Regions from separate parts of the Homo sapiens genome. Here region 1 is linked to region 2. The links are chromatin contacts, found by Hi-C or POLR2A ChIA-PET in ENCODE. All regions are on one chromosome and are shown on one strand. Each heading gives the region's core, a stretch centred on a gene start or an enhancer-like site at or near the end of the contact. The rest is flanking DNA. Distances are from core to core; before and after follow the strand shown.

Region 1 (7,071 bases), core at 8-2,507, 78 kb before region 2:
TTTTTTTTTTTTTACTTTTTTTGAGACAGAGTCCCCCTCTGTCACACAGGCTGAAGTATAGTGGGGTGATTATGGCTCACTGCAGCTTCCATCTTCTGGGATCAAGTGATCCTCCCACCTCAGCCTCCCAAGTAGTTGGGATTACAGGCATGTACCACCACAACTGGTTAAGTATATTATTTTTCCTTTTTCTTTCTTTTTTTTTTTTTGTTGTTGAGATGAAGTCTCACCCTGTCACCCAGGCTGGAGTGCAGTGGGGCGATCTCGGCTTACTGCAACCTCCAACTCCCAGGTTCAAGCAATTCTCCTGCCTTAGCCTCCCAGGTAGCTAGGATTACAGGTGTATGCCACCATTCCTGGCTAATTTTTGTATTTTTAGTAGAGATGGGGTTTCACCATGTTGGCCAGGCCGGTCTTGAGCACCTGACCTCAGGTGATCCACCCACATCGGCCTCCCAAACTGCTGGGATCACAGGCACGAGCCACTGCACCCAACCAGTTTATTATTTTTTCTAGGGACAGGTTCTCACTATGTTGCCCAGGTTGGTCTTCAACTTCTGGGCACAAGCAATCCCCTGGCCCCCTCCTCCCAAAGTGCTGGAATTACAGGCTTGAGCCAACACATCAGGCTCTAACAAATATTTCTTGAGCACCTACTACATACCAGGCACTATAATAGGTGCCCAGGAAACAGCAGTGAACAAGGTGTAAGAGTTTCTGCCCTCACAGAGCTTATAGGGTAGCAGGAAATTGATATAGTTTCAATGTTTGTCTCCTCCAATTCTCATATTGAAATTAAATCCCTAATGTTGGAGATGGTGCCTGGTGAGAGGTGTGTGGGTCATGGGGGCAGATCCCTCATGAATGGCTTAGTGCCCTCCCCATGGTAATAAGTGAGTTCTCTCTCTACTAGTTCATGTGAGAGCTAACTGTTTAAAGAGCCTGGCACCTCCTCCCCTCTCCCTTGCTCCGTCTTCTCACCAAGTGACGTGCCGGCTCCTCCTTCTCCTTCTACCATGAGTGGAAACCTCCTGAGGTCCTCACCAGCAGATGCTGGCACTATGCTTTTTTTTTTCTGAGACAGGGTCTCACTCTGACACTCAGGTTAGAGAGCAGTGGTGTAATTATGGCTCACTGCAACCCTGACCTCCTGGGCTAAAGAGATCTTTTTACCTTAGCCTCCCAAGTAGCTGGGACCATAGGCATGCATTAGGCATGCATCAGTGCACCATCATGCCTGGCTGATTTTTTTTTTTTTTTTAGTAGAGACAATGTCTCACCATGTTTCCCAGGCTGGTTTCAAACTTCGGGGCTCAAGCAATCCTCCTGCCTCAGCGTCCCAAAGTGCTGGGATTACAGGTGTGGGCCACTGTGCCCAGCCTGGCACCATGCTACTTGTATAGTCTGCAGAACTGTGAGCCAAATAAACTGTTTTTCTTTATAAAGTACCCAGCCTCAGGTGTTTCCTTATAGCAATGCAAAATGTACTAATCTAGGAATCGTATGCCAGCACTTACCAGACTGTGATGAGCATGTGACAGAAGTACAGAGTGGGACTGAAACGTTCCCCAGGGGCTTCTTGTTGCATCAGAGAGAGTGGGGTGAGACATCTCGGCTGAGGCTAAAGATGAGTAAAGACGAGAGTGAAAGAGTGATGATGGGGGTAAGGACAGGGTTTCCTGAAGAAGGACCAGTAAAGTCCCCCAAGAAAACTGTGAGGTCACTTCCTGGAAATCACCAGCATCCCATTTCCCATTGGCAAGGAGCTCAGCATGGTCCCTTGGATAACCAAACCTATGCCCAAATCCCATCTGTGTGAGTCTATCTGCCGGGACCCTTCTTAGCATATTAGAGTCCAATCAGGAGACAAAAACCACTCAAAAGTTTAAAGTGGTAAAATTTAATACAGAGAATTATTCATTATAACAGGGCAACAGCATAATAAGAGATTGGCTACCAAAAAGTAAGAAGAACTCTAGAGAACACAGGACTATCAGAGGCCAGGCATGGTGGCTCATGCTTATAATTCCAGTAATATGAAAAGCCAAGGCAGGAGGATTGCTTCAGGCCAGGAGTTTGAGACCAGCCTGGGAAACACAGTGAGACCCTGTCTCTACCAAAGAAAAAAAAAATAGCCAGGTGTGGTGGTGCACACCTGTAGTCCTAGCTACTTGGGAGGCTGAGGTGGGAGTATTGCTTGAGCCAGGGAGGTCATGGCTGCAGTGAGCTATGATTTCGTCACTGTGCTTTAGCCTGGGCAACAGAGGGAGACCCTGTCTCAAAAAAAAAAAAAAAAAAGTATAGGACCAGCTGATACAATGAACAGTAACTGCCCCTACTGTCCCTATGATGAGATGGAGTGACCAAGAAAGGGACTCTTCACTAGGGCTGAGATCCAGTCACCCTTGGAGAGGGCACAGTCATGGGTAATTCAATGGCAGAATTGCTGCATTACCACATGGTGGAACATGCTAGCAATCTGCCCTCTGGAATTTGCTGAAAATCTGCCTTCTATGGTGCTAGATTAAGCTATGAATGAACAGTTGTCTCACTACAAAACCACCCATGCAGGTTCAGAGAAACTGCTGGTCACTGGGTGCTGCTGAGCACCGTGCAGGGCAGGAGCCCAGTGCTGGACAAGCTCAGTGGCTGTGGAGATTGACACACTACAATCAGAAAGAACAGCCTCTTACAAAGTCCCTCTAGCACAATGTAGTGACAACATTTAATAATGTACCAGCTGATAGAGGAAGCATATAAGGAACCCACGTCTATGTTTGCAGAGCCGGCAGTGAAGGGTGAATTTGGAACTGATGGGCAGTCATTGGATGGATAGCTGGTACATGACACATTTCAATCTAGCAAGGAAAAAAGGAAGAGAGAAAAGAGATAGAGGACCAGGCATGGTGGTTCACTCCTATAATCCCAGCAGTTTGGGAGGCCAAGGCAGGTGGATCACTTGGGTCCAGGAGTTCGAAATCCAGCCTGAGTGACATAGTGAAACCCTGTCTCTACTAAAAATAAAAAAAATTAGCTGAGTGTGGTGGCTTGTGACTGTAGTCCCAACTGCTCAAGAGGCTGAGGTAAAAGGATCCCAAGTGTCTGAGAGTTCAAGGCTGGAGTGAGCCATGATCACACTATTGCACTCCTGCCTGGGTGACACAGCGAGATCCTGTCTCAAAAAAAGAAATGCTGGTGAAAATTTGAAGAAATTGGAACCCACATACATTATAGGTGGGAACAAAAAATGGTTTAACCACTTTGTTTGGGTGTTTCTTTTTTGTCATTTTAATTTGATTTTTTAAAAAATCGAGATAGGATCTCACTATCTTGCCCAGGCTGGTCTCTTTTAACTTGTAGGCTCAAGTGATCCTCCCACCTCAGCCTCTCATGTAGCTGGGATTACAGGTGTGAGTCACTGCACCTGACTGGTGTAACCACTTTGGAAAATAGTTTCTCAAAATGCTAAATGTACAGTATCATAGAATGCAACAATTTCTCTCCTAGGTATATATCCCAGAGAAATAAAAATATACGTCCACACAAAAACTTATAAATGAATATTCATAGCAGCATTATTCACAGTGGCCAATACATGGAAACAACCCAAATGTTCATCAACTGATGAATAAACAAAATGTGGTGTGTCTCTACCATGGAATATTATTCAGCCATAGAAGGAACGAAATACTGACACATGCTATGACAGGAAGGAACTCTGAAAACACTGTGCTAAGAGGGAAAAAAAACCCAGCCACAAACAATCACATATTGCACAATCCTATTTATATAAAAGGTCCAAGCCGGGTGCGGTGGCTCACACCTGTAATCCCACTTTGGGAGGCCGAGGCAGGCAGATCATGAGGTCAGGAATTTGAGACCAGCCTGACCAACATGGTGAAACCCTGTCTCTACTAAAAATACAATAATTAGCCAGGTGTGGTGGCAGGCGCCCATAATCCCAGCTACTCAGAAGACTGAGGCAGAAGAATTGCTTGAACCCAGGAGGCAGAGACTGCAGTGAGCTGAGATTGCACCATTGCACTCCAGCCTAGATGACAGAGCAAGACTCTGTCTCAAAAAAAAGAAGAAAAAAAAGGTCCAGATTAGGCAAATCTATAGTGACAGAGAATAGATCAGTGGTTGCCTATGGGAACACAGGGGGATGAGGGGAGTAGAAGTGGCTAAGAAGTGTGGATTTCTCTACAGGGTAATGAAAGCTTCTAAAACGGATTGTGATGATAGATGCACAGCTCCATGAATATTATAAAAACTACTGAATTGCATACTTTGATAAATGAATTTATGGTATGTGAACTATATTTCAATAAAGTTGTTATTTAAAAAAAGGGAATGGGGGCCAGGCACAGGTGGCTCATACCTGCCTATAATCCCAGCAATTTGGGAGGCTGAGGCAGGAGGATCACTTGAGGCTAGGAGTTTGAGACCATCCTGAGAAACACAGCACTATCCCATCTCTACAACAAAAAATAAAAAATTTAGCTTTGCATGGTGGTGTACGTCTGTAGTCCCAGCTACTTGGGAGGTTGAGGTGGGAGTACTGCTTGAGCCCAGTTTGAAGCTACAGCGAGCCATGATCACACCACTGCACTACAGCCTGAGTGACAGAGCAAGACCCTGTCTCTAAAAAGGAAAGAAAAGAAATGCAAGTTTTAATCACTCTGTGAGGATAAACAAGTTTGAGGGGAAACAGAGAAGAACAAAAGAGCACTGAATGGTGAGAGTGGGAGGCTGGTTACACTCATTGCTAGCTAAGGGACTTCTGAAAAATTCATGAGTAAAATCACAGCTCTGGGGGTCAGTCAGGCAGCCAAATGATGAATGTTAAATCCATTACAAATGCCCACCGTCTTTCTTTACATTCCTTCTAGTGCAAAATTCCTAACTGCCTAAATAGCAAGTGTTCTGAAATGATAGCAGCTGTTTATTAAAGAAATAACATCTCAAATTTTAAAAATCATGAGTCAAATATTATTTTCCTCCTCCCATTTTACAGGTGTGCAATCTAAACAACAGAGAATTTAAGTAATTTTTCTAAGTGGCAGAGCACAGATTTAAATCCTATCACTTTGGCCTCAGAGTTTGTGCTTTATTTTATTATTTTAAAATTCATCTTTTTTAAAACCAAGAGGCTTATGCAAAATTCTGCTAGGATTCAAAAAAAGCCTCTTGCTTTTCCTGACCATGGGTGCAGGCAGGGCTCATGCTGCATTTTCTTTACTTATAATTGGATGGAGACATGATGGATGGAGATATGATGACAGGAGCTCTCTTGGTCATCGTGCACCAGAAAGGAGAGTGAAGAGAAGCACAGGGAAGCCAGTCTTAACCATGTTTGAGCAACTGAACCAATGTCAGCTTCAGCCTACCTGCACAATTACTTTTATGTGAGAAAAACAGGCACCTCCCTATTTGGAAAATCACAGCTAGCTACAGTAGCAAACATTCCTCAAGTTATTCCTGGTAACATTATTCCTACAGCCCCAATCCTTTTAACTCATGACATTAGCTCTACATTTCTCTATTGTTCCTAACATCTAGTTCATAACCAAGAGCTTATGTTATTAAATAAGCTTTGAGTTAACAGGATTAATGAATGAAGAGTTTAAAGATACCAAAAAAATCTCATAGAAGTACACGCTGAATGTGCCAACTGACTACTATGAACCAATTTACTTTTGAGAAACATGCTATTTCTTATATGCTACTGACAGTGCCTGTAAAAATGGTGCACTTTAACTGGCTGTTTTATTTTCTCCCCAATCTTAATATCTAATATCCACAGACCGAGATCAGAGCACCAGCATATACAATGTCACTTTATACTAGAGTTAGGAGGTGAAACAAAGAGTAGAAATCAGACTCACTTTGCTAGCTGCTCTCCTCTGTCCAGAATATTTTAAAGGAGACTGTATTCCCCCAGGGCTCGCTGACCTGGCACTCTCTCCTTGCGGAGGCTCACACCACTGTCTTGTGCAGCTCTCAGTGCTTTTGCAGAATGTGTCACCATGCTATAAAACACCTTCTCCTCCACCTCTCAACCTAAGCATGTGTTACTTGGCTTCAGGACAGCTTGTCTTCTCACTGTCCTGCCTTTCCTTCTGAACGTCTTGGTCTTTGTGGTGGCCTCTCATCTCACTATCCTGGTGAAGCTTTGGGGTCATTACTTCTTCAGTTGCTTCCCTCACTAATATATCAATTGAAGACAGTATGGATGAGTTGCTTTAGAGTACAACTACTGTGACCCTAGAACCAGCTGGTCCCAGGACTTCTTCTGACTCTAAAACCAGATATAGTTGGAATAAAATATGCTCCCTAGAATGAGATTGTCATCATTACCTGGACTTTTTAATCTGCACTTTTGCTCATGCTATTCCTTCTATCAGGAGTAGCTTTGTCTCTCCCTGGTGACATTCTTCTCTTCCAGCAAGGCCTAATTTAAGTGTAATTTACTTCATAAAGTTCCTGTCACCTTGGAATTAACCTCCCTTCTACATAGTGTCATTGTTCACCTTGTTCAAATCTTTATAAATTCAGGCTCAGGCCTGTGTGGTCACGGAGTGTGACTTTTTACCAAAAGGAACACCTTGGCCAGGCACAGTGGCTTGTGCCTGTAATCCCAGCACTTTGGGAGGCCGAGGCAGATGGATCACCTGAGGTCAGGAGTTCGAGACCAGCCTGACCAACATGGAGAAACCCTGTCTCTACTAAAAATACAAAATTACCTGGGTGTGGTGGTGGGCACCTGTAATCCCAGCTACTCGGGAGGCTGAAGCCAAAGAATCACTTCAACGCAGGAGGCAGAGGTTGCCGTGAGCCAAGATAGCGCCACGGCACTCCAGCCTGGACAACAAGAGTGAAACTCTGTCTCAAAAAAAAAAAAAAAAAAAAAAAGAACACCTCATGCACTTTACAAGGAGCTCCTTCAGGAAAGGATGGCACCTCGTGTAGAGGAGAGATCTCTGATTGATTAATTAATTAATTAAAGACATTCAGAAATTAAATTAATTAAAGACATTCGGAAATTTAGCTTTATCACAGGCAGCTGTT
Region 2 (6,429 bases), core at 1,444-3,943:
AGAGATACTGATATGGGAACACAGGAAGATATTCATTTTAAGGTAAGCACTGGCTCAGTGGATTCACATCTAAAAAGCTGAGCCTAGAACAAAGACAGAGGTGGGGGGTTTATAAGCAGGCTTACAAAAGCAAAACAAAGGCAGTTAATCATATAGTGCATAACTTGTGGCCTTGCATAGCTGGTGGCCTTGTAGCTGCATCGAAAGAAAAACAAGAACTGGCTAAATACAGACATTTGTAAAACACAGTCACGCTTAAGAGGCTAGGGAAAGGAGTGGCTGGGCACAGTGGCTCACACCTGTAATCCCAGCACTTTGGGAGGCCGAGGCAGTGGATCGCTTGAGGTCAGGAGTTCCAGACCAGTCCAGCCAATGATGACACCCTGTTTCTACTAAAAAAGTACAAAAAAAATAGCCGGGCATGGTGGCACATGCCTGTAATCCCAGCTACTTGGGAGGCTGAGGCAGGAGAATCGCTTGGACCCGGGAGGCGGAGGTTGCAGTGAGCCAAGATCATCCCATTCATTGCACTCCAGCCTGGGCAACAGAGTGAGACTCTGTCTCAAAAAAAAACAAAAACAAAAACAAAAAACAAAAAAAAGCTAGAGAAAGGAGAGTAACAGTAAAGTAATTTGTCTTTCTCCTTTTTTTTTCTTTCAACCTTGCTCTGGAAGAGGGAGAGGTGTCTGGAGCCTGTTCCTTTGGTCTTGGCTTTTCGGACAGCGTTATTTTATAACTGTCCTTTAAGTGAGCTGCTAAGCAGAGGAAAACTTGTTTCTTTTCCTTTTAACCTTTGCCTTGCCTGCTACTTTTCTTGAAGTGAATGAATGCATATTTATTTTTAAATTTTCTGCCTCACTGGCAGATATTAAACTGGATGTCCCCAAAAACTTGCAACCATTTTCTTACTAATAAAATCTGGAAATATTATTTATTTAGTTTTATAATAAAGACAGGGCCTTACTTTGTTGCCCAGGCTGGTCTCAAATTCCTAGGCTCAAGCAATCCTCCTGCCTTGGTCTCCCAAAGTGCTGGGATTACAGGCGGGAGCACCGAGCCTGGCCTCAAAATCTGGAAGTATTGAATATAGGGCACATCCAATCCAAGAGCATCAGGCCTCTTGTTACCGGATAGAATTGTGTTTTGGTGACTAGGCACAGTGGCTCATGCCTGTAATCCCAGCAGTTTGGGAGGCCAAGGTGGCCAGATCACTTGAGGTCAGGAGTTCGAGACCAGCCTGGCCAACATGGTGAAACGCTGTCTCTACTAAAAATACAAAAATTAGCTGAGCGTGGTGGCATGCACTTGTAATCCCAGCTACTAGGGAGGCTGAGGCAGGAGAATCACTTGAACCCAGGAGGCGGAGGTTGCAGTGAGCACCACTGCACTTCAGCCTGGGTGACAGAGGGAGACTCGGTCTCAAAAAAAAAAAAAAAAAAGGATTGTGTTTTGGTGGGGAGGGTCCTGTAGCTAAGGGCAGGGATGCTGTGACCATGTGTCCTGCCCCAGGGATTGCATCCTCTGTGTGGGTGAGCAACTTAGAGTGAGCCTGGAGTGCAGACTGTCAGCCTCTGAGGTTTCAGGTTGTGTTTTAGAGTGGACCTTGATGCCCAGCTCCACCCAGCTAACGCCAGTGGTAAATGTTTGGGGGAAACACCTCTTATTTGTTGTAGTTAACATACAAGGAGCTGGGCAAGTGACACATGGGATAAATTTTTTTTTTTTTTTGAGAGGGAGTCTTACTCTGTTGCCCAGGCTGTAGTGCAGTGGCATGATCTTGGCTCACTGCAACCTCCTCTTCCCAGGTTCAAGCAATTCTCCTGCCTTGGCATCCCAAGTAGCTAGGACTACAGGCATGCGCCACCATGCCCCGCTAATTTTTGCATTTTTGTTAGAGACGGAGTTTTGCCATGTTGTCCAGGCTGGTCTGAAACTCCTGACCTCAGGTATCCACCTGTGTCGGTCTCCCAAAGTGCTGGGATTACAGGCTTGAGCCACTGCGCCGGGCCAGAAATTTTTGAAACAGAAAGAAATAGGCTGGGCGCAGTAGCTCACACCTGTAATCCCAACACTTTGGGAGGCTGAGGAGGGAGGATCGCTTCAGCCCATGAGTTCGAGCACAGCCTGGGAAACACAGTGAGAACCCCCCCCCCCCAATCTCTATTTAAAAACATAATAAAAATTAAAAATAGGCCAAATAGGTCAAACCTGGATTTCAAAAGAGGACCCCCACGGGGATTTCATTAATTGCAGAATCAGTGCCGCGGTCCCTTGCTTCCCTCACCTACTCTTATCCCAAGTGGCGGTGGCGGCAGCGCAGAGCAGCTTCTGAAGGTCCAGGAGCTCTTTTGTTCCTCCTCTGCAAAGCAAAGGTGCCACAGGGCGCGGCTTTCCGAGAAAGCGTACTCCGCACGGTGCACCTCTCCGTCTGCAGGCGCTGAGCCCCCGGAGGAGGAGGGGGCAGGCTCGCGGAGCCCCTACCCTGGGGCGGGGCCAAGGCGTCCTCCCAGCCCGGCTTTGCAGAGCAGAGATCTGGTGTCTCCAGTTTACGGAGGCACTTTCAGAACTGATCAGAAGCCACCCCGCTTATCAGCAGATCTCAGGAGAGTGTTCAGTGGAGGCCCTGCCGGTCTGCACAGCTCACCTCCCTGGGAACTGCTCGCCTGAGCGTCGGAGCCGGCCCTGGCCCCCTGCAGCCAGAAAGTTGCAGCCGCAGGAGCCCCGGAGGCCCAGGACGCAGGGTAAGTCCCTGCCTTGTGCCTTCCCTGTGCCCAACTTTCTGATTTCGCCGACTTTCCTTTTCCTCTTCCAGGCTTCCTGTCTGAGTCTACATTTATTCTGCTTAGTCGCATAGGCAGATCATTTCCTAGAATCTCCAGGCTTTCTTTTCATTGATTTATTTTTTGGGGTAGCTTCACTGTCTAATCTCTCAGCAGCTGCCTGTTTCCAAACAGCATGAATGAATGATGCAGTCCTGCGCAGGAGCACTCTCAGTGCAAAATTGGGGCCATCCCAAACTCAGAGTTGAAGTGTCCGACTTTGTCGTCTCCTTTCCCATTAGAATTAGAATTAGAATTTTAAAATAAGTACTTACCAGGTACATTGTTAATAACGATACAACTTCAAGTTGGGAATTAAGTTAATCATGCTTTCATTCATTAAATGTATTTACTATCTTTTTCTTTTTTTCTCTTCTTTTCTTTTCTTTCTTTTCTGAGACCGTCTCATTCTGTCGCCCAGGCTGAAGTGCAGTGGCGCGATCTTGGCTCACTGCAACCTCCCTCTACGGGGTTCAAGGGATTCTCCTGCCTCAGCCTCCCGAGTAGCTGGACGCATGCCATCATGCCCAGCTAATTTTTATATTTGTAGTAGAGACAGGGTTTCACCATGTTAGCCAGGTTTGTCTCAAACTCCTGGCCTCAAGCGATCCACCGCCTCAGCCTCCCAAAGTGCTGGGATTACAGGCATGAGCCACTGTACCTGGCCACTATATTTTCTTTACGTATGTTTGCATATTATTACTTTTTAAATATTTGATGACTGATATTGGAATGAGAATCAGGGAGGAAAATAATAAAATCCAATATTCCTGTATTACAGTGCCAGGTAGGTTTTCAATATCATGACCATAGTCCTGTCACTTTCATGTCGGTGAAACAAAGTAATCAGGACTTTTTAAAATTTTCAGATGATTTAATATATGCCTGATACCTACCTTCCTTCTTTTCTTTTTTGTTTTAAGAGACAGGGTCTCACTTGGTCACCCAGGCTGGAGTGCAGTGGTGCAATCATAGCTTATTGCAGTCGCAAACTCCTGAGCTCAAGTGATCCTCCCCTCAGCCTCCCAAGTAGCTGGGACTACAAGTATGCACCACCATGCCTGGCTCATTTATTTTATTTTTTGTACAGATGACGTCTCACTATGTTGCCCAGGCTGGTCTCAAACACCTGGGCTCAATCAATCCTCTCACCTCGGCCTCCCAAAGTACTGGGATTACAGGGGTGAGCCCCCATGCCCGGCCTTGTTTTATTTTATTTTTAAGAAAATACTTGGACTAGCTGGGCATGGTGGTTCACACCTGTAATCCCAGCACTTTGGGAGGCTGAGGCGAGCAGATCACCTGAGGTCAGGAGTTCAAGACCAGCCTGGCCAGCATGGTGAAACCCTGTCTACTAAAAATACAAAAAATTAGCTGGGCATGGTGGTGTGTGCCTATAATGCCAGCTCTCAGGAGGCTGAGGCAGGTGAATTGCTTGAACCTGGGAGGTGGAAATTGCAGTGAGCTAAGATCGCGCCACTGCACTCCAGCCTGGGCGACAAGAGTGAGACTCCATCTCAGGAAAAAAAAAAGAAAAAAAGAAAAAAAAAGAAAATATTTGGGCTAGAATTAGGGTGGAAGGGATCCTCAAGTTTGCCTAGACCAGCCTCTTATCAGAGACTTTTTTAAAGCCAGTGTTTTATTGCTATATAATTAAATGTAATAAAATACACTCTTTAAGTGTGCATTTTGATGAATTTTGACAAATTTATTCATACTTGTAATCATCACAATAACATTTCCATCACCCAGAAGGTTCCTAGGGCCTCTTTCCAGTCAGCCCCGTCCCAACCCCCAGCCCTACTGATCTGATCTTTGTTGTTAGGGCATTTGTATTTTCTAGTGTTTCATATAACTGAAACAGTATGTGCTCTTGTGTCTGGCTTCTTTCCATCGGTATAATTTTTTTTTTTTGAGATGGAGTTTCGCTCCTGTTGCCCAGGCTGCAGTGCAGTAGCGCAATCTCAGCTCACTGCAACATCTGCCTTCCGGGTTCAAGTGATTCTCCTGCCTCAGCTTCCTGAGTAGCTGGGATTACAAGCATGCGCCACCATGCCCAGATAATTTTGTATTTTTAGTAGAGACAGGGTTTCACCATGTTGGTTGGGCTGGTCACTGCTGACCTCAGGTAATCTGCCTGCCTTGGCCTCCCAAAGTGCTGGGATTACAGGTGTGAGCCACCGTGCCTGGCCTTCCATCGGTATAATTTTTTTTTTTTTTGAGACTGAGTCTTGCTCTGTCCCCCAGGCTGGAGTGCAGTGGCGCAATCTTGGCCCACTGCAACCTCTGCCCCCTGGGTTCAAGCGATTCGCCTGCCTCAGCCTCCTGAGTGGCTGGGACTACAGGCATGTGCCACCGTGCCCAGCTAATTTTTTGTATTTTTAGTAGAGACGGGGTTTCACCGTGTTAGCCAGGATGGTCTCAATCTCCTGATCTCGTGATCCACCTGCCTCAGCCTCCCAAAGTACTGGGATTACAGGCATGAGCCACCGCGCCCAGCCCTATTGGTATATTTTTTAAAATATTTATCCATGTTGTAGCATGTATCAGTAATTCATTTCTTTTTATTACTGAGTAGTGTTCCATCGTAGGGATATACCACAATTTGTTTAGCTATTTATCTGTTGGTGAATATTTGGGTTTTTTCTTGTGTTGGGCAGTCACAAATAAAGCTGCTATGAATATGTTTTCATTTCTCTTGGATAAAACTCCAAGACTGGGATTGCTGGGTGTCTTTTTAATTTTTATTTTTTGAGATGGAGTTTCACTCTTGCTGCCCAGGCTGGAGTGCAATGGCGCAATCTCGGCTCACCGCAACCTCTGCCTTCTGGGTTTAAGCAATTCTCCTGCCTCAGCCTCCCTAGTAGCTGGGATTACAGGCATGTGCCACCATGCCTGGAAATTTTGTATTTTTAGTAGAGACGGGGGTTTCACCATGTTGGCTAGGCTGGTTTTGAACTCCTGACCTCAGGTGATCCACCTGCCTCAGCCTCCCAAAGTGCTGGGATTACAGGCATGAGCCACCGCGCCCAGCCTTGGTGGGTCCTATGATAAGTATATGTTTAACTTTATAAGAAACTGCAGTCCCAGTGTGGTGGCTCACGGCTGTCATCTCAGCACTTTGGGAGGCCAGTGTGGGAGGATTCCTTGAGGCCATGAGTTCAATGTCAGCCTGGGCAACATAGCGAGACCCTGTTTCTACAAAAAATAAAAACTTAGCGGGGCATGGTGGTGTGCATCTGTAGTCCCCGCTACTCAGGAGGCTGAGGTAGGAGGATTGCTTAAGCCCAGGAGTTCTAGGCTGCAGTGGGCTATGATTGCACTGCTGCACTCCAGCCTGGGTGACAGAGCAAGACCCTGTCTCAGACATGCGCACACACACACACACACACACACACACACACACACACACACACACAAACTGTTGTCTTTGCTTCCTTGTAATTGGGCAGCAGATCCTTTCTCTGATTCATCTTGGAATGCTGTTGTCTCTGTCCCCTGTATTTATATATTTATTTATTTTTGAGATGGAGTCTCGCTCTATCACCCAGGCTGCAGAGCAGAGACACGATCTCGGCTCATTGCAAACTCCACCTCTGGCGTTCAAGTA

The links. A loop is a pair of places that touch in the nucleus more often than their neighbours do. ChIA-PET counts read pairs that join two places held with the same protein, here RNA polymerase II (POLR2A). Pooled maps may share reads with other maps.
Region 1: a map with no recorded cell type shows a loop between it and region 2 (2.1-fold over the local background). The contact joins two enhancer-like sites. A Hi-C loop is called at or near these places in 1 of 168 maps with a recorded cell type or tissue (GM12878), 2 of 37 single-sample maps with no recorded cell type and 4 of 50 pooled maps. POLR2A ChIA-PET finds 5 or more read pairs at or near these places in 2 of 52 experiments (GM10248 and OCI-LY7).

The regions. Positions count from the first base shown.
Region 1 is chr7:65,804,002-65,811,072 of GRCh38, reverse strand. No RefSeq gene overlaps it. Among named protein-coding and RNA genes, the nearest start is that of LINC03129, 32 kb to the left of the region's middle. Within about 2 kb of position 1,257, at least 2 of the 41 ENCODE cell types and tissues checked have a DNase peak (open chromatin) inside an H3K27ac peak, as active enhancers do.
Region 2 is chr7:65,727,880-65,734,308 of GRCh38, reverse strand. All of the region lies in intron 2 of LINC03006 (long intergenic non-protein coding RNA 3006), which reads left to right. Among named protein-coding and RNA genes, the nearest start is that of SNORA22, 24 kb to the left of the region's middle. Within about 2 kb of position 2,693, at least 6 of the 41 ENCODE cell types and tissues checked have a DNase peak (open chromatin) inside an H3K27ac peak, as active enhancers do.